Regions from separate parts of the Homo sapiens genome. Here region 1 is linked to region 2. Evidence: chromatin loops called from intact Hi-C (ENCODE). Cell type or tissue: OCI-LY7. All regions are shown on one strand. Each heading gives the region's core, and the rest is flanking DNA. Links, peaks and the distances in the headings are about the cores only. Region 1 has its middle 6.9 kb from the start of CD1A. Region 2 holds the start of CD1B (CD1b molecule).

The links. Hi-C counts contacts between places; a loop is a spot of excess contacts. Peaks named below come from ENCODE experiments on the same cell type or tissue, not always from the same donor. Only the 100,000 strongest peaks of a DNase experiment are listed, where the experiment ranks them.
Region 1: a loop joins it to region 2, with 11 times the contacts of the local background. A loop is called at or near these places in 7 of 110 quality-filtered maps.

Annotation. Positions count from the first base shown.
Region 1 is chr1:158,241,030-158,254,108 of GRCh38, reverse strand. It overlaps a transcript of CD1A not described here. Among named protein-coding and RNA genes, the nearest start is that of CD1A, 6.9 kb to the left of the region's middle. In OCI-LY7, for the core only: CTCF peaks have their summits at 7,071 and 7,272 (motif pointing left); DNase peaks (open chromatin) are centred at 5,818 and 7,248; H3K4me3 peaks cover 348 bases.
Region 2 is chr1:158,321,954-158,338,746 of GRCh38, reverse strand. CD1B (CD1b molecule) reads left to right here and starts at 7,216. Exons shown (of 6, transcript NM_001764.3): 1 at 7,216-7,384; 2 at 7,685-7,951; 3 at 8,617-8,895; 4 at 9,099-9,377; 5 at 9,733-9,826; 6 at 10,490-10,792. The coding sequence starts at 7,324. The coding sequence ends at 10,511. RefSeq lists a silencer at 2,165-2,214. In OCI-LY7, for the core only: CTCF peaks have their summits at 8,545 and 8,753 (motif pointing right); a DNase peak (open chromatin) is centred at 8,746.

The DNA of each region.
Region 1 (13,079 bases), core at 2,903-10,902, 83 kb after region 2:
CTCCATTATTCTTAGAGAAGAGCCAGTAACCATCACAAAAAAAAAAAAAAAAAAAAAAAAAAAAAAAAAAAAAAAAACCACAGGAACACTAAAACATATAAAGAAAATTTCCTCTGTTTGATTTTCATTGATATACATTCACTCACCCAACAGTCTCTCTTAGCACCTGCCTGGAGTCAAGCATCTTGGTACACTTAAGAATATGCAGTGGTTGACAACACAATCACTTTACTGAAGGAGCTTTTTCTCTACTTAGGGAGAAAAACACGCCATGAAATATAAATCTTGGTGTACTGAGTTTTATTATACTGTATACACTCTCTGGATAAAAACAAGGCCTGCTTGAAATAATATTTTCTAAAATGGGGGCTCCTAACTAATGTACGCCAGCCCAGAATTTTGACTTCAATGTTTGACTTGGAGTGTTAGTTCCATACAGTTATCATACTGTATCCCCACCTAACAGAGTATCTCACAAGTGGTAGGTGCTTAGTGAATATTTGTCAAATGAATGAATGAATTCAGTCTATGCATCCATTTTTTAATTATGGAGGTGATATTCAACATGAAACTTTTTAAAGATATCATAAAAGTTACTTGTAACCCTATGTAGTGAGATGAGAATCTCATACAGTTTTATTTAGGATAAAAGTACAAGTTACTGGCATGAGATTTACATAAAAGATCCTGCTATAAATGTCCTATTACTTATAAGAAACTAGTCAGAACTTGTGAGCAGTGAAGTTAATGGAGTATTCCAAAGTCTTTATCCCAGGATCCCTTTTTATTAGTCCTATTTGGATGTTTCAGGGTTGTTTTGTTATAAATGAGTCTTTGCCGGACACATTTACATTCCTCTTTTACGCTGCTTGTAACTGTTGAAGGGCTTCTAAATATATGTTTGTGCTTTGTAGATATCATCCATATAAATGTGTCTGGGCTATTTACTATTTTTTGGTTTTCAAAAAAAAAGTATCTGAAGCTAATTTAGGGGGAAAAAATTTTTTTTCTTGAGACAGGGTTTCACTCTGTTACTCAGGCTGGAGTGCAGTGGAATAATCATAGCTCACTGTAACCTCCAACTCCCGGCCTCAAGCAATCCTCCTGTGTCAGCCTCCCAAAGTGCTGGGATTGTTGGCATGAGCCACCAGGCATGGCCTGCAAATAATTTTTTTATTTGTTTTTTGTTTTGTTTTGTTTTGTTTTGTTTTGAGACAGAGTCTCACTCTGTCACCCAGGCTGGAGTTCAGTGGCATGATCTCAGCTCACTGCAACCTCTGCCTCCCAGGTTAAAGCAATTGTCCTGCCTCGGTTTTGCAAGTAACTGGGATTACAGGTATGCACCACCATGCCTGGCTAACTTTGATATTATTAATAGAGATGGGGTTTCACCATGTTGGTCTCAAACTCCTGACCTCAGATGATCCACCTGCCTCAGCCTCCCAAAGTGCTGGGATTACAGATAATTTTTTTAAAGTTAAGATTAGCATGCAAAAAGCTGGAAAGAGCTTCATTTTCATACTTATAATTTTTTGAAGCCAGATTATCAAAATCATAACTTGAATTTATCAAAGAACTGAAATATCAAGGCAACCAGTTAACCCAAAATATAAAGAAAGACAGACTCCTCAAAGGACAGATGGAATGCAAACCCTTGTTTACTTGGGACAGATGCCAGATATTATACAAGCCAGTAAGAATAAGAATTCAGCTAAAATTTTAGACAAATTAGTAAAGGCTAGCATGAGTATATAGAAGCCCTGGGAGTCACAAAAACAGGGAAATTCGCATCAGTCTCTAAGCCTTTTTCTATGAACCTCACCAGGGTCTTCTGAAACATTAGGGTCAGAGATGTAGACCAGATAAATCCTCTCTCATGATGCGGGCCTGAGGTATGAGAACAGCTACTGCATGGGAAGGGTAGTAAGTCCCAACCAGACCCATCTCCTCTATTGCAACATAGAAAAAAAAAAAAACCGTGGCCGGGTGCGGTGGCTCACACCTGTAATCTCAGCACTTTGGGAGGCCAACGTGGGCGGATCACAAGGTCAGGAGTTCGAGACCAACCTGGCCAACATGGTGCAACCCCATCTGTAGTAATAATACAAAAATTAGCCAGTTGTGGTGGTGCACACCTGTAGTCTCAGCTACTTGAACCCGGGAGGCGGAGGTTGCAGTGAGCCGAGATCGCGCCACTGCACTCCAGCCTGGGTGACAGAGCAATATTCCATCTAAAAGAAAAAAAAAAGCCCTAACCTGGTGGGGAAAGGGCAGAAAGCCCTGCTGCCCTCAGGGCATATGTGAAAACCCACTGCAGCTGAGGAGAAGAAAAACAATGGGAAAGAACGAGAAAACATCCTGGTTCCAGACTATTAGAGGTCCCAAACTGCTGGAAGAAAGGCAGGAACACTTACATGACAAAACTTCAAAAAATTCAAAAACAACTGACCTGCCTAAGAATGAGACTGCACCAGAACAAAAGACAGTGCTCTTACTCCTTCTCCCAAGCAGTATCATAAATATCAATTACAAGACGAGTCTGCAGCTAGAAGAATGGAAAGCATGGAGGTAGGTCCTCTAGAGATATTTCACAAAGGAAACACCAAAACCTGAGAGTGGAGACATTAACAAAACCTTCTGGCAAACCAGCCCCACCCTAGGAACAGAGCAATGTAGAGGAACTTGAAGACTATTGCAGCAACAGCAAAACAGCAAACCCAGTTAGCTCCAGACTAGATTGACTCAAACCCTCACACTGCAGTTCACTCTTGAATAACATGGGTTTCAACTGTGTGCATTTACTCACACGTGGATTTTCTTCTGACTCTGCCACCACTAAGACAAGGCAACTCCTCTTCCTCCTCCTCTTCTGCCTACTGTACATGAAGACAATGAAGACGAACATGTGATGATCCACTTAATAAATAGCAGATATATTTTCTCTCCCTTCTGATTTTCTTTAAAATATTTTCTTTTCTCTTGCTTACTTTAAGAATATCATATATAATACATATAACATACAAAATATATGTTCATCAACTGTTTATGTTAGCAGTAAGGCTTCCAGCCAATAGTAGGCTATTCATAGTTAAGATTTGGAAAAGTCAAAAGTTATACATGGATTTTTGACTGCACGGGGCCGTCATCACTCCTAACCCCCATGTTATTCAAGGGTCAGCTGTACAAGTTTAGCAAGCTTATCCTGATTTCTCATGTGGAATGGGTCCTGGGAAAACCTTAGAGATATAGGGACTGTAATCCTTAAAAAGCTCTTTTAAAACTTTATGAGGCTTCTCCCTCATTCAAATGAAATAGAGCTGCAGGGACGGCAGACTTCACGCCAAGGTAACAAAATGAGGGCACTAAAGCTAGCATACACACACAAATGTTTCCCAAGTTAATGCAAAGAGCAGGGAATGAAAAGGTGAGAGAGATAGGAAGAGAGGACCAACATTGGTCTGATCAGGCACAAGACATCCGCATGACTGAGACCAAGGTGGAAGATGGCAGAAATGGTTGGGGAAGACTGAGCTAACCAGAGTTGTAGGATGGAAAGTCTGAAAGAGGCAAAATTTTCCGAAGGTTGTAAAGAGACAAAGTCAGGATCATCCCCCAAATAGTGAGTTAATCGGTGTATTGTATATCCCGGGCTTGCTTCATGGGGCACGCAACCAATGCAGCATCATAGTTGATGCCCTATGATCATCATCCTTAAATTCTTCATAATTTTATCTTAATGTGTGTTTTATAAATGAAGTCAAATGAGCCAAAAAAAACTTGTGTGAGGGCTTCTTTGCTGACATGTGGTCTTGGCTCCCATCACTTCACCTCCCCAGCACTGATTCTCTGCCATCTGCTCCCCAATGTCTGGGGCCACAGGCAATTCTTGCCCTCCTGTCCACCACTACCCTGCCACTGTCTGCCCATACAGCCGTCTGATCTCATCAGCAGAGGTGGCCCCTTCTGCCATCACCTTTCACAATTCCCTTGCTTTTGCCAGGGACACAGGGAGAATAAGATTTGGGGGCATGCATCCCACAGTGTCTGCACAGAGGTTGGCTTTAGCCATCCCCACCCAGGCTGCACCACAGAGTGTTTTGAGACAGATCAGGACGACATGCTTTCCCACCCTTGATCCAAGAATCAAGTGCATCTCCATACAGTGGTTGCAATTTCATGGTGGTCACCCATCTGTGGAGGGTTGGAGTGGCCACTGTGGGAAGGAGAGACTGACTTCCTCTTCCCAGCAAGGGGAACCCAGCAGCCAGTGGGCAGCTTGCATGCGCCGGAGTCATGGAGTGCGGCCCCCAGGCACCTAAGAGCCTCTGTGCTCACACTGTGAGTATCCCTGTGCCCAAGGGGTACAACATTAGCAAATTAAACAAACAAGAATAACAAAACAAAACACCATAACAGGTTGAGACAGAAAGAGAGAGAAACTTCAGAAGGAATGAAAAAGTTTTATATTTTAATACCTTTAAAAGCACTCTTCTCCTGCCTATTTGAATACAGACCTGCTATGTTCTGAATCTTTGTGTCTTCCCAAAATTCATATGTTGAAATTCTAACCCCCAATGTTATGTTATTAGGAAGTGGGGCCTTTGGGAGGTGATTAGATTATGAGATTGGAGCCCTCATGAATGTGATCAGTTCCCTTATAAGAGACCCAAGAGAGACCCCTGACCCCTTCCACCATGTAAGGACACATCCAGAAAGTGTACTCTATGTACCAGAAAGCAGGCCTCCACTAGACACTGAATCTTCCTTGATCTTGGACTTCCCAGCCTCCGAAACTGTGAGAAATAAATTTCTGTTGTTTATAAGCCACCCAGTCTGTGGTATTCTGTTGTAGCAGCCTGAATGGAGAAAGACAGGGCCCCAGATTTCTATTCTGCACAACGCCACAAATTATGTGGCCTACACCGTTGAATATGGGGTCAGAAAAGCAAAGAGGAGTCAGCTTAGGTTTGATAAGGAAAAGAAAGAGAATTAACTAATTGAGAAATGGAGTTCTGGGACCAAAGTTTTATGAGCTGATCAGAAACACCAGGGAAATAAAAGATGCTAAAGAAGGAAGAAGCGGGAGAAGAGGAAGTTGGGCACAGATTGGAAAGAGAAGTGGAGCCAAGCCACAAGTATCTCCACCCCAGCTTTCTGTGGGCAGAGCTGATCTTTATCAGAGACGCAGGCAGCAGCTGGTGAGAGCTGTAGTCCTACTGTGGGTCTGCAATTTTCCCAGCCAACTCCACTCCTGAGTGTTCACTCAGCTATGATGGGTACAGGGCAGGATCTGAAGGAGGGAACAGAAGGGAACAGGGCTTCTTGGGAGCTGGCTGGGGGTGCTGAGAAATTGGGGGTGGGGGCTGAGAAAGAGCAGAATGCTAGGGAAAAATCAAGAGATAAAATAGGTAAGGAAGGTGACCAGAACTGGAGAAAAGGAAAATAATTAAGAGAGAAGGGGATGGCTATCACTAATCACTGATAATTTTGTACTCCCTGGACACAGGAAACCCCAGAGAAGCAAACTAGTGTGAATAACATATACCCTGATTAGAACTCAATCAGACAGGTGTCCCAGCTATCCTAGGCAAGTCCATATTCTTCCCTTTGCCACCAAACCTTTCCCCAGGATCCACTTTCTTGAACCATTGGTGTTCAGGCCAAAAGCATGTTCCTGTTCACTGTAGCAGCACTTACCTGTTGCTCCTCCAAACGCAAACATGGCTCCTAAATTCTTCCTTCCCCATTGAAGCTCTCCTCAGAACCCAGATATGAAAGCTCCCCTCCCCACATGGTCTCATCTCATCTGACTTCCTCCTCTTCACTAACAGAAACCTCAATTTCCTGGCCACAGAAACCACTGCCTCTCATAACCACATGCCTTTTCTGGGCTTCTCATTTTCCCTCTCACTCTGCTTCAAGTTTTTCCTTGCCATTCTGGCTTCTGGAAGGACTCGCTTTATCTGCCTGTGTGCTGCTGGCCTCTCACGCACATCTCTTACAGTAAAAGGAGCTGTAGACTGAGTCAAGATGAACCCCCACATGGGACACCTGTTGGAGGTGTTGAATTGGAGAGATCCTTAACACTTTGGCCTCAGTTTCTTTATCTGTAAAATAACTAGATTGAAAGAACTGAATAGTCTCTAATATCACTATGGCTTATTCTTTGTGTCTTACTGTGCTCCTGTTCCTTCCCATACATGTGTTCTTCCTCCACCTTTCTCTCTCTTCTCTGTCTTCACTGTCATCCTCCCTTAGCCTTTATCTCAGCTCCCAGAGCCTCCTCTTCAATTTCTCATACTTCCTATCCATTCAATCTAACCTCAGTCCCTCCTCCTGGACTCACTTTCCTAACCTGAAGCATTGCCTTGTCACATGACCCTTGGATTTCTGTGCGTAACACATAAAACAGCCAGGGATTCTGCTTCTGGAAAGACAGCACACTACATGACCTGCAAAGACATACTAACACAAAACACCCAGAAATGCAAGATTTTTAAAAATTATTTTTAAATGCATAGCTGCATTTACAATGAAATAAAGAAAGCTCTCTAGGGGGCAAAGAAATGGAAACCCAGAAAGGCAAACAGGATCCACACCTGGACATATTAAGCATTGTCTTGTATAGATCCCTAGGAGTTTGGCTACTGTTAGTCACTTGGATCAGGAAACAAGGCCTTAGGATTTAAAAAAAAAAAAATAGGTAATAAGACTTGCAACTGAGGCTTCTGCTATATCCTCACTTCAGTGATAGAATGGACAAATAGAGTAGAAAAAAAATCCATCCAATTATATGGATTGGATTGTTTTTTGGTTTTTCTCCTTCTGAGAATTGCTAATCACAGGTCTGAGTTTGAAGTTCAAAAGTATCTACTTGCATGAGCCTGAAATTCACAAACTAAGAAATTAATTTTAAAAGTAATTCCATGCTGTGCACAGTGGCTCACACCTATAATCCCAGCATTTTGAGAGGCCTAGGCGGGCGGATCACCTGAGTTCAGGAGTTTCAGACCAGCCTGGCCAACATGGCGAAACTTTGTCACTACTAAAAAGACAAAAATTAGCCAGGCGTGGTTGCGCACAACTGTAATCTCAGCTACTCAGGAGGCCTAGGCACGAGAATCTCTTGGGCCCAGGAGGCGGAGGTTGCTGTGAGCCAAGATCGCGCCTCTGCACTCCAGTCTGGGCGACAGAGCAAGTCTCTGTCTCAAAACAAAACAAAACAAAACAAAACAAATGTAATTCCAGGTGTGCCACCTGGTGGAATTTAAAGCAAAGTTATCTCAAGAGAACCACCCTCAATACAAGCTGCAAAGGATATTTCACAAAAAGCCTTTCCTAAGATGAGGTCACCATCCAAACTTAGCACAGGGAGAAAGATTCCATGATGAAGGAAAGTTGGCAGACAGAATAAATAGTTTCATTTCCCTAAGATATCACATATAGAGGAATTTATATTTTAAAACCTTAAAGTCAAAAGGTTTGAAAAGACATTATCAAAAAATATCAAACATATTTTAAAGCAAATTAAACTTCTAGAAATATAAACGCTAATTACTATAAAAACTCAATGAGTAGATTAAACAACAAAGACAGAAAGCAATTTAAAAAGACTTCTAAATTGGGAGAGCTGAAGAATTTCCTCTAATGCAATATAGAGATAAAGAAGTGTTGAATACGAAAGAAGTTAAGATATATGAAAATTAGTATGAAATCCAATATGAGCCCAATAGGAATTTCATTAAAAGACAAAACACACAATTGGAAGAGGAAATATTTAAAGAAAGCATGGCTGAAAATTTTCCAGAAATAATGAAAGACATGAATGTTTAGATTCAGAAAAGGCAAAAGCACCAAAGCAGAATTAATGAGTTTTTAAAATAATCTTTATTTTTCATAGTGAAGAAAAAAACTTAAAGATGTAGGTAACTCAGAATATAAGACAATAGAAAGCAAAGTTCCTTTTTATTATATTTCAGTTATTATATTTCAGTTATAAACAATCATCTACAAATATCAAATGTTATGCTAAACACTTAGATTACAAAGAGTAGACAGATAAAAGCTCAAACTCTACAGAAAGAAACCTGTAAATCAGTCATAGAGTGTGATAATTCTCTCATGAGAGAAAGTATAGGGAAATGAATGAACCTGATTAAATCTTTCTTCTCCATATTTTCACTGTTTGCAGGGCTTTGCTCACTCTGAGCACAAGACTTTTGTCTGCAATAATCAGGCAGGACCTAGACAGTGAGACCATATATTCGTGAGAATATCTCAAGTGATTTTTTAATTCAGGAATGTATGAAGGTATAAAAAAGGATTAAAACTGCCTGGACATAATGAGCACCACATATGACACCTCATTCAGGTATCAACTTCTCCTAACTCCTCAGTGAGAAGCTGATGAGAATTCTTGGGCAATCAGACAACATCTTTTTAGCCATGCTTAGTAGTTCTCACCAGTTCTAGCAATAACTAAAGGATAACAGGTAACACACTTGGGAGATGCCAGGGGTACTCTTGTATCAGTTGTAATTAATGTTGCTTTTTTGTTTGTCAGGGCCCTTATTATCATACAGAAAGTAGGTGAAGACACGCTTTGCTATGTGATTGCTCAACGTTCTCCTTAAGAGGATTCTTTACAAATATTATGCTAGGAAGACTTTTATTTTCCCAATATGTTCTGAAAATGCTGCGTAAATGTTTACTTATCTTGCAATGCCTGTTATATGCGTGTTTGCTCTCTTGCTTAACGACTAATCCTCTCCTAGACGAAAAATTTGCCAACAGTGGATGTATTCCTTTACAGGACCGTCATTTAAAAAATCACAGACTGGGTATGTTAAACAACAGAAATTGGTTTCTTGTGAGGCCTGCCTCCTTTGCTTGCAGGTGGCCCTCTTCTTGCTCCACCCTCACATGGTCTTCCCTCTGTCTATGAGACTATATCTGGTCTTTATCTCTTTAAAGATTCTGTTTCCAAATGTAGTCACATTCGGAGGAACTGGGAGTTAGGGCTCCAACAATGGAATCATCATGGGACACAATTCAGCCTATAACATGGGACATGCTCCCTTTCCAAATTCTTCTCCATTTTTGGAAGCTAGGCTTGCAAAATTTTTTTTAAAACAGAAGTGTCTTACAGACATCTAGACTTCAAAGGATCTTGCTAAGGCCCATGAAAATAACCTTTAGCTTTCAAAAATGTTTGTAATTCCATACCGTTTTCTTTTTAATAATTGTTGCCATAATATTTATGTTTAACATCTCTGTTTTCTAATATATATAATCAATTCTGATTTTTTTCTTTAAGCCCAAAAGGAATATTATATTTTTCCCCTTTTTCACGATTGCAGAAACAATAACTAAAACCCTTGATACTGCTAGATTACTTATTTAAGCAAAGAATTTGAAGATCTATCGCCTAAAATAATACTACCCTATTACTACAATTATGCAATTTTTTCCTTTTTTTCTGTGTTTTGTTATATAGTAGGTATACATGTTTATGGGGCACATGAGGTATTTTAATACAGGCATACAATGTGTAATAATCACCTGAGAGTAAATGGAGTATCCAATACCTCAAGCATTTATGCTTTCTTTGTGTTACAAACGATCCAGTTATACTCTTTTATTTTTAAATGTGCAATAAATTATTGTTGGCTGTAGTCACCCTGTTGTGCTATCAAATACTAGTTCTTATTCAGTCTATCTATTTTTGTACCCACGTTAGTGGGTACAAAACCATCTCTACTTTCCCCCAACCCCACTACCATTTCCAGCCTCTAGTAACCATCAATCTACTGTCCACCTCCATAAGCTTAATTGTTTTACCTTTTTAGCTCCCAAAATAAGTAAGAACATACAATGTTTGTCTTTTTGTGCCTGGCTAATTTCACTTAACATAATGCCCTCCAGTTCCATCCATGTTGTTGCAAGTGACAAGATCTCATTTGTTATGGCTGAATGGTACTCCATTATGTATATGTACCACATTTTTTTATCCATTCATCTGTTGATGGACACTTAGACTGCTTCCAAATCTTGGCTATTGTGAATAGTGCTACAATAAAAATGGGAGTGCAGATATCTCTTCAATATACTGATTTCCTTTCTTTTGGGTATATACCTAGCAATGAGATTGCTGAATCATATGGTAGTTCTGTTTTTGGTTATTTGAGGAGCCTCCAAACTGTTCTCCATAGTGGTTGTACTAATTTACATTCCCTCCAACAGTGTATGAAGGTCCCCTTTTCTCTACATTCTTGCCAGCATTTGTTATTGCCTGTCTCTTATATAAAAGCCTCTCTAGCTGGGGTAAGATGATATCTTATTGCAGTTTTGATTTGCATTTCTCTGAAGATCAATGATGATGAGAACTTTTTCATATACCTGTTTGCCATGTGTATGCCTTCTTTTGAGAAATGTGTATTCAGATATTTTACCCATTTTTAATGGGATTATTATATTTTTTCCTGTTGAGTAGTTCGAGTTCCTTATATATTCTGGTTATTAATCCCTTGTCAGGTAGATAGTTTGCAAATATTTTCTCTTATTCTCTGGGTTGTCTCTTCACTTTGTTGTTTCTTTGCTTTGCAGCTTTTTAACTTGGCATGATCCCACTTGTCCATTTTTGCTTTGGTTGCCTATGTTTTGGAGGTATTTTTCTCAAGAAATCTTTACCCAGTCCAATGTCCTAGGGAGTTTCCCCAGTGTTTTCCTGTAGTAGTTCCATAGTTTGAGGTCTTACATTTAATTCTTCAATCCATTTTCATTTAATCCATGTGTATGGTGAGAGATACAGGTCTAGTTTCATTATTTTGTATGTGGATATCCAGTTTTCCCAGCACCATTTACTAAAAGGACTGTGCTTTCCTCAATGTATGTTTTTGGTACCTTTGTCAAAAATGCATTCACTGTAGATCTATGAATTTACATCTGGGTTCTCCATTCTGTTCCATTGATCTATGTGTCTGTTTTTAGGCCATTACCATGCTATTTTGTTTACTATAGCTCTGTAGCATAATTTGAAGTCAGGTAATGTGATTCCTCTAGTTTTGTGCTTTTTGCTAAAGATAGCTTTGGCTTTTCTGCATCTTCTATGGTATCATATAAATTTTAGTACTATTTTTTCTATTTCTGTGAAGAATGTCATTGGTATTTTGATAGAGATGGCTTTGAATCTGTAGGTTACTTTGGGTAGTATAGATGTCTTAATGGTATTGATTCTTCCATTCCTGAACACGGAATATCTTCTTTGTGTGTGTGTCTACTTCAATTTCTTCCATCAATATTTTATAGTTTTCATTGTAGAGATCTTTCACTTGTTTGGTTAATTTAATTCCTAGCTATTTTTAGGAATTTTTTAGCTATTGTAAATGAGATCACCTTCTTGGTTTATATTTCCAATTGTTTTCTTTTGGCATATAAAATGCTACTGATTTTTTTATTATTATTATACTTTAAGTTTTAGGGTACATGTGCACAATGTGCAGGTTAGTTACATATGTATACATGTGCCATGCTGGTGTGCTGCACCCATTAACTAGTCATTTAGCATTAGGTATATCTCCTAATGCTATCCCTCCCCCCTCCCCCCACCCCACAACAGTCCCCAGTGTGTGATGTTCCCCTTCCTGTGTCCATGTGTTCTCATTGTTCAATTCCCACCTGTGAGTGAGAACATGCAGTGTTTGGCTTTTTTGTCCTTGAGATAATTTACTGAGAATGATGATTTCCAATTTCATCCATGTCCCTACAAAGGACAAGAACTCATCATTTTTTATGGCTGCATAGTATTCCATGGTGTATATGTGCCACATTTTCTTAATCCAGTCTATCATTGTTGGACATTTGGGTTGGTTCCAAGTCTTTGCTCTTGTGAATAGTGCCGCAATAAACATACGTGTGCATGTGTCTTTATAGCAGCATGATTTATAGTCCTTTGGTTATATACCCAGTAATGGGATGGCTGGGTCAAATGGTATTTCTAGTTCCAGATCCCTGAGGAATCGCCACGCTGACTTCCACTATGGTTGAACTACTTTACAGTCCCACCAACAGTGTAAAAGTGTTCCTATTTCTCCACATCCTCTCCAGCACCTGTTGTTTCCTGACTTTTTAATGATCGCCATTCTAACTGGTGTGAGATGATATCTCATTGTGGTTTGGATTTGCATTTCTCTGATGGCCAGTGATAGTGAGTATTTTCTCATGTGTTTTTTGGCTGCATAAATGTCTTCTTTTGAGAAGTGTCTGCTCATGTCCTTTGCCCACTTTTTGATGGGGTTGTTTGTTTTTTTCTTGTAAATTTGTTTGAGTTCATTGTAGATTCTGGATATTAGCCCTTCGTCAGGTGAGTAGGTTGCGAAAATTTTCTCCCATTTTGTAGGTTGCCTGTTCACTCTGATGGTAGTTTCTTTTGCTGTGCAGAAGTTCTTTAGTTTAATTAGATCCCATTTGTCAATTTTGGCTTTTGTTGCCATTGCTTTTGGTGTTTTAGACATGAAGTCCTTGCCCATGCCTATGTCCTGAATAGTAATGCCTAGGTTTTCTTCTAGGGTTTTTATGGTTTTAGGTCTAATATTTAAGTCTTTAATCCATCTTGAATTGATTTTTGTATAAGGTGTAAGGAAGGCATCCAGTTTCGGCTTTCTACATATGCCTAGCCAGTTTTCCCAGCACCATTTATTAAATAGGGAATCCTTTCCCCATTGCTTGTTTTTCTCAGGTTTGTCAAAGATCAGATAGTTGTAGATATGCAGCATTATTTCTGAGGGCTCTGTTCTGTTCCATTGGTCTATATCTCTGTTTTGGTACCAGTACCATGCTGTTTGGGTTACTGTAGCCTTGTAGTATAGTTTGAAGTCAGGTAGTGTGATGCCTCCAGCTTTGTTCTTTTGGCTTACGATTGACTTGGCGTTGTGGGCTCTTTTTTGGTTCCATATGAACTTTAAAGTAGTTTTTTCCAATTCTGTGAAGAAAGTCATTGGTAGCTTCATGGGGATGGCATTGAATCTGTAAATTACCCTGGGCAGTATGGCCATTTTTACAATATTGATTCTTCCTACCCA
Region 2 (16,793 bases), core at 4,714-12,713:
GGCAGATAGTTCTGTAGATGCCGATTAGGTCCACTTGGTGCAGAGCTGAGTTCAATTCCTGGATATCTTTGTTAACTTTCTCTCTTGTTAATCTGTCTAATGTCTACAGTGGGGTGTTAAAGTCTCCCATTATTATTGTGTGGGAGTCTAAGTCTCTTTGTAGGTCTCTAAGGACTTGCTTTATGAATCTGGGTGCTCCTGTATTGGGTGCATATATATTTAGGATAATTAGCTGTTCTTGTTAAATTGACCCCTTTACCATTATGTAATGGCCTTCTTTGTCTCTTTTGATCTTTCTTGGCTTAAAGTCTGTTTTATCCGAGACTAGGATTGCAACCCCTGCCTTTTTTTTGTTTTCCATTTGCTTGGTAGATCTTCCCCCATCCCTTTATTTTGAGCCCATGTGTGTCTCTGTATGTGAGATGGGTCTCCTGAATACAGCACACTGATGGGTCTTGACTCTTTATCCAATTTCCAGTCTGTGTCTTTTAATTGGAGCATTTAGCCCATTTACATTTAAGGTTAATATTGTTATGTGTGAATTTGATCCTGTCATTATGATGTTAGCTGGTTATTTTACTCGTTAGTTGATGCAGTTTCTTCCTAGCATCGATGGTCTTTACAATTTGGCATGTTTTTGCGTGGCTGGTACCAGTTGTTCCTTTCCATGTTTAGTGCTTCCTTCAGGAGCTCATGTAGGGCAGGCCTGGTGGTGACAAAATCTCTCAGCATTTGCTTGTCTATAAAGGATTTTATTTCTCCTTCACTTATGAACCTTAGTTTGGCTGGATATGAAATTCTGGGTTGAAAATTATTTTCTTTAAGAATGTTGAATATTGGCCCCCACTCTCTTCTGGCTTGCAGAGTTTCTGCCAACAGATCAGCTGTTAGTCTGATGGGCTTCCCTTTGTGGGTAACCTGACCTTTCTCTCTGGCTGCCCTTAACATTTTTTCCTTCATTTCAACTTTGGTGAATCTGAAAATTATGTGTCTTGGGGTTGCTCTTCTCAAGGAGTATCTTTGTGGCATTATCTGTATTTCCTGAATGTGAATGTTGGCCTGCCTTGCTAGGTTGGGGAAGTTCTCCTGGATAATATCTTGCAGATTGTTTTCCAACTTGGTTCCACTGTCCCCATCACTTTCAGGTACACCAGTTAGACATAGATTTGGTCTTTTCACATCATCCCATATTTCTTGGAGGCTTCATTCATTTCTTTTTATTCTTTTTTCTCTAAATTTCTCTTCTTGCTTTGTTTCATTCATTGGATCTTCCATCACTGATATCCTTTCTTCCAGTTGATCAAATCAGCTACTGAAGCTTGTGCATTCGTCATGTAGTTCTCGTGCCATGGTTTTCAGCTCCATCAGGTCATTTAAGGGCTTCTCTAAACTGGTTATTCTAGTTAGCCATTCATCTAATCTTTTTTCAAGGATTTTAGCTTCTTTGTGATGGGTTCCAACTTCCTCCTTTAGCTCTGAGAAGTTTGATCATCTGAAGCCTTCTTCTCTCAACTTGTCAAAGTCATTCTCTGTCCAGCTTTGTTCCATTGCTGTTGAGGAGCTGTGTTCCTTTGGAGGGAGAGAGGTGCTCTGAATTTTAGAGTTTCCAGTTTTTCTGCTCTGTTTTTTCCCCATCTTTGTGGTTTTATCTACCTTTGATCTTTGATGATGGTGATGTACAGATGGGGCTTTTATGTGGATGTCCTTTCTTTTGTTAGTTTTCATTCTAACAGTCAGGACCCTCAGCTGCAGGTTGATTGGAGTTTGCTGGAGGTCCACTCCAGACCCTGTTTGCCTGGATATCAGCAGCAGAGGCTGGAGAACAGCAGATATTGCTGAACAGCAAATGTTGCTGCCTGATCGTTCCTCTGGAAGCTTCATCTCAGAGGAATACCCAGCCGTGTGAGGTGTCAGTCTGCCCCTGCTGGGGGGTGCCTCCCAGTTAGGCTACTCGGGGGTCAGAGACCCACTTGAGGAGGCAGTCTGACCATTCTCAGATCTCAAACTCCGTGCTGGGAGAACCACTACTCTCTTCAAAGCTGTCAGACAGGGACATTTAAGTCTGCAGAGGTTTCTGCTGCCTTTTGTTCAGCTATGCCCCGCCCCCAGAGGTGGAGTCTCTAGAGGCAGGCAGGCCTCCTTGAGCTGCGGTGGGCCACACCCAGTTCGAGCTTCCTGGCCACTTTGTTTACCTACCCAAGCCTCAGCAATGGCAGGTGCCTCTCCCCCATCCTTGCTTCAGCCTTGCAGTTCGATCTCAGACTGCTGTGCTAGCAATGAGTGAGGCTCCATGGGCATGGGACCCTCTGAGCCAGGCGCAGGATGTAATCTCCTGGTGTGCCGTTTGCTAAGTATTGGAAAAGCTCAGTATTAGGGCGGGAGTGACCCGATTTTCCAGGTGCCATCTGTCACAGCTTCCCTTGGCTTGAAAAGGGAATTCCCTGACCCCTTGCACTTCCCTGGTGAGGTGATGCCTCACCCTGTTTCGTCTCATGCTTGGTGGGCTACACCCACTGTCCTGCACCCACTGTCTGACAAGCCCCAGTGAGATGAACCGGGTACCACAGTTGGAAACGCAGAAATCACCCTCTTCTGCGTCACTCACGCTGGGAGCTATAGACTGGAGCTGTTCCTCTTCAGCCATCTTGGAACCACCTAACCTCTTAAAAAATCTTATCTGGGCCAGGTGCGGTGGCTCACGCCTGTAATCCCAGCACTTTGGGAGGCCAACACAGGTGGATCACCTGAGGTCAGGAGTTTGAGACCAGCTTATCCAACATAGTGAAACCCCGTCTCTACTAAAAATACAAAAAAAATAGCCACACATGGTAGCAGATGCCTGTAATGTCAGCTACTTGGGAGGCTGAGGCAGGAGACTTGCTTGAACCCAGGAGGTGGAGGTCGCAGTGAGCTGACATCGCACCATTGCACTCCAGCCTGAGTGACAGAGCAAGACTCTGTTTAAAAAAAAAAAGTAGCTATCAATAATTCTATTTATCATTTTACTGGAGGTCATAGGCCAGGGAAAATGGGCAAAAAATATAATAAAAGGTATAACAATTGAAAAAAATCTAATGAAACTTTCATATTTAGAGATATCATTAGAAAATCCAAAAGGATCTATAGATAAAATATTAAATGTAATAAGTTAATTTAACATGGATACTGGTAGCAAGGTCAAAATATTTTTTTATTTATAATATACAGTAGACCCCTCCTTAATTCATGGTTTTGTTTTCCACAGTTTTAGTTACCCATGGTCAATGGCAGTCTGAAAATATTAAATGGGCAATTCCAGAAATAAATAATCTATAAGTTTTCAATTGTGCACCATTCTAAGTAGTATGATGAAATTTCAGGCCAGCCTACTTCATCTGGACAAGGATGCAAATCACCCCTTAATTATCATATCTCCACTGTATATGCTACCCAACCCTTAGTCACTTAGTAGCTGGCTCAGTTATCAGATCAGCTGTCCTGGTCTCCAGTGCTTGTGTTCAAGTAACCCTTATTTTACTTAATAACAGCCCCAAAGCACAGAAGTAGTGATGCTTGTAATTCAAATATGCCAAAGAGAAGCCATTAAGTGCTTCCTTTAAATGAAAAGGTGTTAAGTTTTTGACTTAATAAGGAAAGAAACAAAATATGCTGATGTTGCTATGTTCTACAGTAAAAAGGAATCTTCTTTCCATAAAATTGTGATGGGGAAAAGGGAATTGTACAAATTTTACCATCACACCTCAAATTGCAAAGGTTATGATCAGAGTGTGTGGTAAGTGCTTAGTTAAGATCTTAAAAAGCCATCAAATTTGTGGGTGGAGGACATGAACAGAAAGGGGCTCCAATTGGCAGCAATCAGGTTCAGCACTATTTGTGGTTTTGGGCATCCACCAGAAGTCTTGGAATGTATCCTCTGCAATTCAGAAGGGACTACTCATCGGCTACTTTGTATTCTTTGACCTACATCTCCTCATTTCCTCCCACCACCACCTGCTTCCTGCCCCTGGTAATCACTGTTTTATTCTCTATTTCTGTGTACTCAACTCTTTTAAGATTCCACATATAAGTGAGATTATGCAATCAATATCTGAGAAAACCTGTGTCTTGATGAGCTTATCAGAAGTGTACATGGTCTTTAGGCCCATAGGAGAGTATGAGTTAGAAGCATCAATTAAAGCTTCGATTTAGAAGTGTGCACATGTTGATTTTTTAATTTGAAACAAATATTGGGACTAGGGATAATCTTTCCCTAGAAGACAGGTTTCATATGTCAAGCAACAATGGTACTAATGCAGAGTGGAAATACAAACCATGCCATAGAGCTGGACAAGCATAGTCACAGTGTAGTATGGAAATGTGTGACATTGCTATGTGGACACTGTGGACACTGCCATGTCCATTTCTGTACTTTTGAAACAGAAAGGAAATATGAAATACTGGATATGATATGTGAGAAAGAATGTAACTTGAAAACCTGGTTAATTTCTAGACCTTTCAAACTATCTCAATTGCTCCACTTTTCAGGGAAAAGACAGTGTATAAAGTAAATTTTTCCCTCAAATATGACATTTGAAGAATTACAAAATTTTCATTTTGTCTGGCGATTTTCCTAACTAAATTTAAATTTACAGTCATCTTCTTGCAAATGTTGCCAGAAACAAAACGGAGTCACTAAGGAAAAAAAAAAAAAACTGGCAGAGCTAGGGAAGACTATGCAGAGAGGGTTCTCACACTTGTATACCTAATAAGAACAACTACCACGAAAGACTCTGCAAAAACCACAACCTTGAAAAGGCCATCACAACCTTACATGAAAAATGCCTCAAAGACATCTGCCCTGCCAGCAACTGTCTGTTTAACCTCTGACTGGTGTCACCGTTGTTATTGATATTTGTAGGCAAGGATAATTATTTCAAAACAAATATGTAATTCTCTTAATTTTTTTTCTTTAAAAAATTTGCCTTCCTTTACCTCCCTGAGTATGCACATCGTTTACTATTGCATATATATTCCCATTGCAATGCTCTATTCTCAAATAAATATCTTTTTCTTTTAGAGAGCCTCTTTTTCTGTTTGTTATTTAGGTAGACATTCTGCACATATTTGGCAAAAACTTACACGCTGTTGAAACTGAAACCAAGACCTCTTCCTCTATCTTCCATCTCTCAGGCACAACTCAATTTCTAACTCAGTCTTTGGCAATACTAATATTCCTTTCTGGTAACATAATTTTGACTGGATTACTGTTCTCATGTTTTAGGCCTAACTTGTTTAAAAATTTGATGAGTGGCCGGGCGTGGTGGATCATGCCTGTAATCCTGGCACTTTGGGAGGCTGAGGTGGGCAGATCACAAGGTCAGGAGATCAAGACCATCCTGGCCAACATGGTGAAACACAGTCTCTACTAAAAATACAAACATTAGCTGGGCATAGTGGCACATGCCTACAGTTCCAGCTACTTAGGAGGCTGAGGCAGGAGAATCACTTGAACCCAAGAGGCAGAGGCTGCAGTGAGCCGAGATCATGCCACTGCACTCCAGCCTGGGCAACAGAGCAAGACTCTGTCTCAAGAAAAAAAAAAGTTTGATGAGTGTGGGGCTAGTGTTGTGATAGTCTCCTGTGCCCTGCCAACTCTTTTGGATTATTTTTTAAAATGAGGAACATTTCAGATTTAGTTTGTAGCAATTCAACTTTGGGAGTCTTGCAAGAACTCACTTATTTTAATGGAAAATAGCCCAGGTTGTCTACCAGCTTTTCCTGAGCTCTGTTTTGGGTGTTCTACCCAAAATAAAAAACGTATAAACACAAAAATAGTAATGTTCATGTCTGTGACAGCCAATGTTAAGTCTCTGCTGTTGTCTATGGCTGTTATCCAAAAAGTAGATTCAATTCTGTCATGTATTGGAGTCTGGGAATGTTGTTAAGAGATACATACATTGAAATTTGGAGAGCTGCTCTGTATTTATCAATTAGGCAGTAATAATCTTGGATGAAGGCTAGTCTTATTAATGTTGTGAACCAGTCTTATTAATGTTGTGAACCAGTAGTGTCCCCAGGAATAGAGAACACTACACTACTCACTTTGCATTTTCTTATCCACATAATAGAATTAGTTAGTGATAACCCTCTTTACTCGGAATCGATTGCTGCCACATTTCTGCATGATACATAGATCTCTGCAAATATGTGATTTTTTTCCTAAATGGAGAAAATCCAAAAATTCTTCTTAAAATTTTTCATGGGCATACAAGAAGATAGGAGGTGACATCTTAAAACAAGTATCTCTGAACTTTTTGTATAAAAAAAAGCAACCTCTTTGCTCTATTATTAATACCACATGTGGTGATATGAATGCCCAAATGTAGACAGCAGTTATGAGATATTACAAGAGAAGAAAAAAGCTCTGCCGCTTATGGCAACTTACCCAAAAAGTTATCTTTGACTTAGGCTGGAGGTGCACATAGCATAGCTCCTAGAGTTCTGTTTATGTCATGAATATTTGTTACTCAAAACTCCATAGGCCAAGAGCTCCTGAAGAGAAGGTCACATGCTAGCAGCAATTGTCATTTTTTCCCTCAAATATTGCTATAGTATAATTTTGTTTGAATTATAAACTTCAGTCTTTATTATATTTGATTCTGGCATTTTGGTTTGTAGTGCTATAGTACAGGAAATGTTTTAAATGCTTTGCCTTTATGTAAGTGAATATCGGTACACACACATACACATACACACACAGACACAGACACACACACACACACACTCACAGCCAGTTTAGAATGTGGGGTAAGGAACACCAGACAAAGAGGGCAATATAAGAAAGAGAAGACATTGAAAACATTGGGAAGAGGCAGTAACAGAGTGCCAGAGAAGATAAGGCAGCTGGGAGGGGGAGAAACTAAGTGAGGTGGATAAACTAAAAGCATCCTTCTGGGTTAAAGCAGACTAAAAGCTTAGCAATTGCTTAATATCACCATCTTATCCTATAGATGTGGGAATAAAGGCTAAGGAAGGAGAAATGAAAATGCAGAATCATATGGGGGCTTTTCCAAGGAGGTATGAAGGAAGGTGAGGACAGGGAGAGCGGCTGGAAGTCAGGGGGTAAGAGAAACTCTAAAAATCAGGGCTTGAGGGAAATAAAAGGTGAGGTAAGAGGCTCAGGGCTGTGGGAGGCACATTTTTCTCTGAAAAGCAGTTTGGATGAGGAAGAGATTTGGCAGTTGGAAGAGAGAAGAAGTCACTACAGGGTACTGAGGAAAAGCTTTGCTGAAATTGGAGATCAAATACCAGCTCTGCCAGTAAGAAGTTGCATCTCCCAGTGAAATGCTGCTGCTGCCATTTCAACTGTTAGCTGTTCTCTTTCCTGGTGGTAACAGTGAACATGGTAAGAGTCACTCTGGCAGCTCCCAGCACTGGTGCAGGGGTTTGGATTTTAAAAAGCAAGCAGGGCTTTCCTAGGTGCAATTGGACACTAAGGGTCTGGGTCTTTCTGTCTCCCGCCCTCTTCAACCATTCTGGTGGTTGGGACTAGAACCTGAAGCCTTAAGGCAGTCAAATGTGTCAGACTTCCTGTGTTCTTTAGACTCTAGGTTCTTGTTTTCTAAATCATTTTCATTCCCATTCTTCCTAATTGTCTCCTGCTTCTCTCTTTATCTTCACCATCTTGCTTTTCCACTCTTCACAGCCTTCCAGGGGCCGACCTCCTTTCATGTTATCCAGACCTCGTCCTTTACCAATAGTACCTGGGCACAAACTCAAGGCTCAGGCTGGTTGGATGATTTGCAGATTCATGGCTGGGATAGCGACTCAGGCACTGCCATATTCCTGAAGCCTTGGTCTAAAGGTAACTTTAGTGATAAGGAGGTTGCTGAGTTAGAGGAGATATTCCGAGTCTACATCTTTGGATTCGCTCGAGAAGTACAAGACTTTGCCGGTGATTTCCAGATGAAATGTGAGTCTAGTCCACCGAACTGGGAAGAGTCTCAAGGACTCTCTTTTCTCTCTTTTTTGCAAAGTGTTGCTCTCTCTGATGCTTCTCCCTTCCTTTCTATTTTACCCAAATGCACGCACATGCTTTTCTTGAGTAGTCTCTCACTCCAGCTTCACACCATCACACCTCATATTTCAGATTCTTGCTGCCTCTGCACTCTTCTCTTACTCTCAGACTGTCTTCCACTTTGTAACCAGCTGCTGGTTTGTCTTATGTGAAACTTCTCCTCAAGGGCCCTTACTTCTCCTACCCTGTGCCTGAGTGATCTAACGTGTGGCTTTCTCCCCTAATCCATCTTTTCAATCATCTCCTCCCCGCACCCTCCTCTTGCTGGGAACCTCCACTCACTCTGGAATGCTGCACTCCTGACTGCACCACGCTCTGCCTCACCTCTCCTTTCATACTCACTGTACTCCTTTATCACATACCTTTGTCTTCATGGCATGCACATTTTTCTCAATGCTCTTGTTTCTGAAAATGTCTAAATGTTATCATTAGTTTTTAGCTCATCATCATTTTACACCAAATAACTTTATCCCCACCAAAATCTAAAATCCTAGGTTCTTTTCTCATGCCTTTTTTTCTTATTTGTGTTTAATAACTTGCTCTCTTTTCCCTCTACATAGACCCCTTTGAGATCCAGGGCATAGCAGGCTGTGAGCTACATTCTGGAGGTGCCATAGTAAGCTTCCTGAGGGGAGCTCTAGGAGGATTGGATTTCCTGAGTGTCAAGAATGCTTCATGTGTGCCTTCCCCAGAAGGTGGCAGCAGGGCACAGAAATTCTGTGCACTAATCATACAATATCAAGGTATCATGGAAACTGTGAGAATTCTCCTCTATGAAACCTGCCCCCGATATCTCTTGGGCGTCCTCAATGCAGGAAAAGCAGATCTGCAAAGACAAGGTTAGTCCTGCTGTTATTTCACTTCCCACCACCTCCTCTAAGATCAAGAGTAGGAAGATATCAAAGGATAGGAGCTTAAATAACAAGTTATTTGGTTCCCAAAGGAGTGAATGGGGTCGCTGTCCAAGCTTGTAGGTTTCTGAGTTCATAACCTCTGAACTCGAGTTATAACATGACACTTTTTTTTCTCCTTCCTGCCTTAGTGAAGCCTGAGGCCTGGCTGTCCAGTGGCCCCAGTCCTGGACCTGGCCGTCTGCAGCTTGTGTGCCATGTCTCAGGATTCTACCCAAAGCCCGTGTGGGTGATGTGGATGCGGGGTGAGCAGGAGCAGCAGGGCACTCAGCTAGGGGACATCCTGCCCAATGCTAACTGGACATGGTATCTCCGAGCAACCCTGGATGTGGCAGATGGGGAGGCGGCTGGCCTGTCCTGTCGGGTGAAGCACAGCAGTTTAGAGGGCCAGGACATCATCCTCTACTGGAGTAAGAAATAGCAGGGACCCAGGCTGGAAATGCCAGGAAGTGATCTTCAGGCATAGAGGGAGGCACTGGGGAAGGATAGAGCTTGAGAGATGAAAGAGGGAGAGATTGATTGATTGATTTCCCTGACCCCAATCCCAACAGGAGTAAAAATAGATAATCCAAGTTATCAAAAATGTAGGAATTAAGGACCTGTAAACTGGGTAGAGGGGATCAAAGGATGGATATATGGTGGCCAGGAATATGAGAGAGGAAGTTGGAAATGACCATACATTGGAAGTAGGTGGGCAAAGGAAGGCCAAGGAATTCTGTGTATAGTATCTGAAGTGACATCCTTTTGTCCTCTCTCAATTGCCAGGAAACCCCACCTCCATTGGCTCAATTGTTTTGGCAATAATAGTGCCTTCCTTGCTCCTTTTGCTATGCCTTGCATTATGGTATATGAGGCGCCGGTGAGTTGTGGGTGGTGTTGTTTTTTTTTTTAATATGTCTTTTCTGTTCACCCTTCCACTGTTTTTTACCATTTTATCTATTTAAAAATTGTTTATCCTCAATCCTTTCACCATATCCTTTCCCCAAACTCCCATTCGTTTTATGTGGACTTAAAAAAAATTCTGTTAAAATACACATAACATAAGGTTTACCATCTTTACCATTTTTAAGTGTACAGTTCAGTGGTGTTAAGTGTGTTCACATTGTTGTGCAAGCAATCTTCAAAACTCTTCTGTCTTGCAAGACTGAAACTCTATTCCTATTACGCTGCAAGTTCCCATTTCCCCTCTTCTCCAGGCCCTGGTTAGGACAGCTCTACATTCTGTCTCTATGAATTCTACTATTCTAGGTACCTTATATAAGTGGAATTGTAAATATTTGTCTTTTTGTGACTTATTTCATTTAGCGTAATATCCTCATTGTAGCATATGAAAGGGCTTCCTTCCTTTTTTGAAACTGAACAATATTCCACCATATGCGTATAACACATTTTGTTCATCCATTCGTCTATCTATGGACACTTGGGTTGCTTTCACTTTTAACTATCATGAATAATATTACTATGAGCATGGGTGTACAAACATCTTTTATGTGGAGCTCTTTTGTTCTTCTGTTTTTAACAGGTCATATCAGAATATCCCATGAGCCATCATCATGTCTCCTCTCCCATTCGCAATAAGTACCAAGAAGCCCAAGATATCAGCCCAAAAGTCAATCTTATCATATTTCAAATGATTTTCAAATTTGATGAAATCAGAGTTTTCATGTATTTTAAAATAAATTATTATTTAAACATCAGCAAAAAAGTACTTAAAACTGTAAATTTATTATGAGACTGTACTAACAGTGTGATTCACCCTGATTTTACACACATTAAAATGTTAGAAAAAATGTGTCTCAAAATAAATGAAATATAATACATATGACTTAATGGTGACTCCCTTTGGCTTCCTAATTTAAAACTTTTCTTTTTCTGCTTCTGGTTAAATATCATTTGTCAAAGAAAACCAAATATAATTATGCCAGAATCACTGTATTTGCAGAGATGCAGAGCCTTTTGGATGTAATTTCTTCTCTGTCTCTGCCTGGATGAATTTCTAGCCCTGAAGGCTCAGCTGAGATGTTTCTTCCTCAGGAAGACTTTCCTAGTGCTATAATAAAAGGAACTATGCAGAGATCCACTTTACACTTTACTCACAGCATTGGAGTTATTTTTGTTTTTCCTCCCCTTCTCTTTGTAAGTTCCTTGAGGACAGTGTTCCCTATTTGTAGATCTCTGGCAAGATCTCTTAGCTGCAAATTCATTTTCTCAGTAAAAACTATCTGAGTTGCTGTAACTGCCAAGTTAAGTGTTTTCTTTCAGAGTCATCTACTTTCTTCCATTTTTTTTTCTTTTTAGTTGATATTGTAGATTCTCCTCATCTTGCTAAAATAGTTTCCACTTAGCCAAAAAATATTATGTTTTCTTTATTTCTGTTCCAAACTCCTTTGGAGAAAACCACCCTTGGCTTACTACAGCTATAGTCTAGCTTTTAAAGGGTCATAGTGAGAGGTGAAGCCAGCTGCACTCCCTGGGTTGAGTGGGGACTCCTATAACTTTTCTGTAGCTAGCAAGAGTTTTGTAAAATGCACCAATCAATGCTCTGTAAAAACACACCAATCAGTGCTCTGTAGCTAGCAAGAGGTTTGTAAAATGCACCAATCAGTGCTCTGTAAAATAGACCAATCTGCACTCTGTAAAATGGACCAGCCAGCGCTGGTCCATTAATTAATAATTTTATAGGGGCCAAGCGTGGTGGCTCACGCCTGTAATCCCAGCACTTTGGGAGGCCGAGGCAGGTGGATCACCTGAGGTCAGGAGTTTGAGACCAGGCTGACCAACATGGCAAAAATCTGTCTCTACTAAAAATACAAAAATTAGCCGGGCATGGTGGTGCATGGCTGTAGTCCCAGCTACTTGGAAGGCTGAGGCAGGAGAATCACTTGAACCCAGCAAGTGGAGGTTGCAGTGAGCCAAGATTGTGCCACTGCACTCCAGCCTGGGTGACAGAGCAAGACCCTGTCTCCAAAAATAATAATAATAATAATAATAATTTTATATGTGCAAACATAAAGCAGTATAAAAACTATCCTTTGCTCATTAGACAGTTTTGAAAAAATTATCAACTCATGATTAAAATAAATTTTAGATATTGTATCATTTCATCCTTAACTATTTCAACATGTCTTTCTGTAACATATAGACTTTTTTAACATATAGCCGAAATTACATTATGACATCCCCAAATAAAAGATTTCTTAATATCATTAAATATATAGTTGTTCAGCATTCAAATTTTTTCCAATTGTCTCATGAATTGTTTTTACAGTTTATTCATTAAATTGGAATAAAAATAAGATTCATGCATTAAAATTAGTTGATGTTTCATAAACCGTTTTTAATCTGTAGGATTCTTCTCTCATTTTTATCCTAGAATTTGTTTTTTAAGAAATTTCATCATTCTTCTTGTAAAATCATCCACAGTTTGGATTTTGCTGATTACATAGCTATAATGTCATTTAACATGCCCCTTTGTTCTCTTTATTTACTATATATAAATAGATTTGTGGGCCGGGCATGGTGGCTCACGCCTGTAATCCCAGCACTTTGGGAGGCCGAGGCGGGCGGATCACGAGGTCAGTTGATTGAGACCATCCTGGCTAACACGGTGAAACCCCATCTCTACTAAAACTACAAAAAAAATTAGCCGGGCATGATGGTGGGCACCTGTAGTCCCAGCTACTCAGGGAGGCTGAGGCAGGAGAATGGCATGAACCCGGGAGGCGGAGCTTGCAGTGAGCCGAGATCGCGCCACTGCACTCCAGCTTGGGCAACAGAGCAAGACTCCGTCTCAAGAAAAAATAAAAAATAAATAAATAGATTTGTGATGTGCTCAGATTCAGGTTTTATTATACTATGTATATCTCACAAGAGGCATATAATGCTTAATGGTCTTCATTCATTACTAGATTAATAGGTCTCAACTCTTACACATTTTACATATGTACAAGTTATATTGAAGGTGGCACAACAGTGTGAATGTACTTAATAACACAGAATTGTACACTTAAAAATGGCAAAATGGTAAATCTTATATATGTGTATTTTACCACAATAAAAAAAGATTGAGATCACCAGAAAAGCTTTTCTCTGTGTGATGGAAATTGTGTGTGTGCGTGTGTGTGTGTGTGTGTGTGTGTATAAAATGTATGTCCAGACAGATAGCTAGATATATCTTAGAAGTAAAAACTAATAAACTAATAATTAAAATATTTATAAACTTCTCTACAATTAAACATGGATTACATATCAACAAAAATTACATCTTTATTTTTAAATGTTTTTCAAAAATGTAGTGAGAAGCGTGGCTTTACAGCTGCATCTATTTATTTATTTATTTAGTATTTTGGCAATTCTCTTTAATGTCTGGCTTAATAAGAAAACAGCTACATTTTCATATCTGCTTTGGCATCCAATCTGATGCAATATCATATTCCATGTAGTCTCTGGAGAACAACATAAAATCATGAGAAGAATAGAATTAAAAATTTAACCTGGTAGTATTGTTAGGATTTATTGGGAACTATGGACCCTCAGAAAAGGAGTCAGGGACCTCAAAGTGCCCTGGGTCATATCTTATGAATGAATGGCCTAGGGGTGAAAGAAAAATATATTAAACATTCTTCACTTATTACTTAGAATATTCCTAAAGAGACATTATCTTCAGTAACTATCTTATTACCTTGATGGAATCAAGGTAATAAGATAGTTATTCTTTCTATTTATTTGCCCGTTCTCAAGAGAATGAATGCTTTATATGGCATTCTCCACAAGTGATCAATATTTTTTTGCATAATTGTATACTCATGAATTTCAGCTTATTTGAAATGCTTGTATCTATCATAGTAGTTGTTTTATTGAAGCTCAAATTGTCCTATCTGTGACAATGAGATTCTTTTCAAGTCAATTCTTCCTGAGCTCCATCAATACACCTCTGTCATCAAGACTGTATTACTTCCTGATGTGGCAAAGTTGCTCAAGGTTCTTGCCGAAACTTCTTGCCCTACACTAGAAATTAGCAAGGATCTCTGGTCCTTGTTAGTTGGAAAAAATGTGATACGGAAATTACTGGGTTAATCCTAGTTTCTAGGCCTTCTAAGGGGGAAAACCTAAAAAAAAATTAGCCTGTGGAAATTTTTTTGAGGATAAATATCATCACAAGCTCATATTTACACTTTCACTTCAAATTCAAAACTATGTGTTTAACTCATCAGTCTCACTTCTACTTCTCTTTTCTCCCACACGGAAAATCTTGGTTTCCGATGAATCAATGTAATTATGTATTCATCTAATCCCACTATATATGTTATAGTCAGAATAGAAATACAAACACTATGTCAGAAAGATGGTGGAATAGGAGGTAACCCACTCATATCCCCCAACTCCAAGAATTATCTACTCATCCACAGACAAAAGTCTCTCTGTAGAAGCCTCAGGAATCAGGGAGTAATCTGTGAAAATTCAGTGGAATCAAGGCCCTAGGTAGGCAGCTTTGGGATTGCAGACCAGCACCTGGATAGCAGACCCACCAATGATACTGCAGGTTTCAAACTTGGAGACATCCTTGTTAACAAAAGGCTTGGCTACACTCCAATTTTGTCTTGAGTCTTGAACCAAAAACATCTACCAATGTGTCTAGGAGGAATCATGCACACTAATAACTTGGCAGAAAATCTCTTCTGTCCGTTAAATGTTGGCAGTGAATCTGAAACTTACCCTGTAATTTGGCTCCAGACCCACTCAGCTGTGATCTGAGTTTATTACTGCTCACACAAGGATACCTAGAGAAAGACTTACCCTTATCTCATAGCCAGGCAATCACCCATTTTTCTGAAACTCCTTGGTGGGACCACCAGCCTTTGTCCCAAAGCAGATCCTGAGGGGACCCAGTCTCAGCTCCAGCTCCTCCCACATCTGAGCCAATGAGACAGGCTCCTGGACTTAGGTCCCTGGCCAGCTTCCTCACACAGCTTGGGCACCCTCCTTGGGTCTTCACCACGTCCTTCTACATAAGGGCTCCATGCCAACCTGACAGCCCTCATGAGACTCACAGTGAACCTAGGCTTAGAGTTTCCTCTAGTGCTGAAATGGCTGCAGCAGTCATGCGATCTAACATTAGGTTTGCTTAAATTCTGGAGAGGCCCAGTGAAGAAAAACAGGCACAAACAAAGCCAGACTGTGAAGACTGAAATAAATACCTTTTTTCAGAGCAAATACATCAATGTACATACACAAGCATCAAGAACAACCAGGGAATTTTGACCTCACCAAACAGACAAAACACGATGCCAGTGACAAACCCTAAAGTGATGCAGAAGTATTATCTCTCAAGGAATTCAGAATAGCTTGTTAAGGAAGCTTAGTGAATTTCAGTAAAACACAGAGAAAAGCAGTTCAGAAATTTATCAGAGAAGTTTAACAGGGACTAAAGTAATGAAAAATCTAACAGAAATCCTAGAGCTAAAAGATACAATTAATGAAATAAGAAATGCAATACGAGCATTAACAGCAGAATTAATCAAGCAGAAGAAAAAAAAATCAGTGAAATCTAAGATAGACTATTTGAAATATGGCCAAAGTGGGAAAAAGAATAAAAAAAAAGAAACAAGTGAAGTTCATGGAGTCTATGGGATACTATTGAAAGAGCAAATACTTGGGTCATTGGAGTTCAAGAGGGTACAGAAAAAGACAAGGAAATAGACGGCTTATTCACAGAAATCATAAAAGAAAATTTTACAATCCTGGAAAAAGATGTAAATGCTCAAGTAAAGGAAGGTCAAAGGCCATCAATCATATTCAACACAAATGGAACTACCTCAAGACATACCCTTTGACTCTCGAAATAAAAACAGAGCATTCTAAAAGCAGTAATAGAAAAGAAGCAAATAACATGTAAGGGAATGTTGATATGCCTGGCAGCAGACTTTTCAGCAGAAACCTTGCAGGCCAAAAAGTGTAGGGCAATATATTCAGAATGCTGAAAGAAAAAGAATGCCAACCAAGAATAAAGTAACTGGCAAATATGTCCTTCAGAAATGAAGGAGAGATAAAGGCTCTTCCAGACAAACAAAAGCCAAGTAAATGCAACACCACCAGATCTGTCTTACAAGAAATAACAAAGGAAGTTCTTCAACTTGAAAGAAAAAAAATGCTAATGTGTAACAAGAAAATATCAAAAGGTATAAAACTCACTGGTAAAGGTAAGTATACAGGCCAGGCATGGTAGCTCATGGCTGTAACCCCACCACTTTAGAAAGCTGAGGCAAGTGGATTGACTAAAAAACCCAAGGATTTGAGTTCAGCCTGGGCAACATGGCAAAACCGCATCTTACGAGAAAACACACACACACAAAAAAAAAAAAACAGAAAAAAAATAAATAGCCAGCCATGGTGGCTTGTGTCTGTAGTCCCAGCTATTCAAGAGGCTGAAATAGGATAATTCCTTGAGCCTAGGAGGCAGAGGTTGCAGTGAGCCAAGATTGAGTCACAGCACTCCAGCCTGGGTGATAGAGTAAGACCCTGCCTTTAAATAAATGAATAAATGTAGGAATACAGATAAATTTGGGATATCTAACATTGTAATTATGGTATGTAAACCACTTATAACTTTAGTATGAATACAAAAATACAAAGCTCTTAAAAATGATAACTAAAATACTTTATTAAAAGATAAACCATACAAAAGATGTAAATTGGGACATGAAAATTCAAAATACTTGAGAAGAAAGGAGTTAGAGTGTACAATATTTTTGTTTCCTTTCTTTTCTGATTAAAATTAAGTTCCTATTAGCTTAAAATAACTTGTTATACATGGACACATGGTGGGG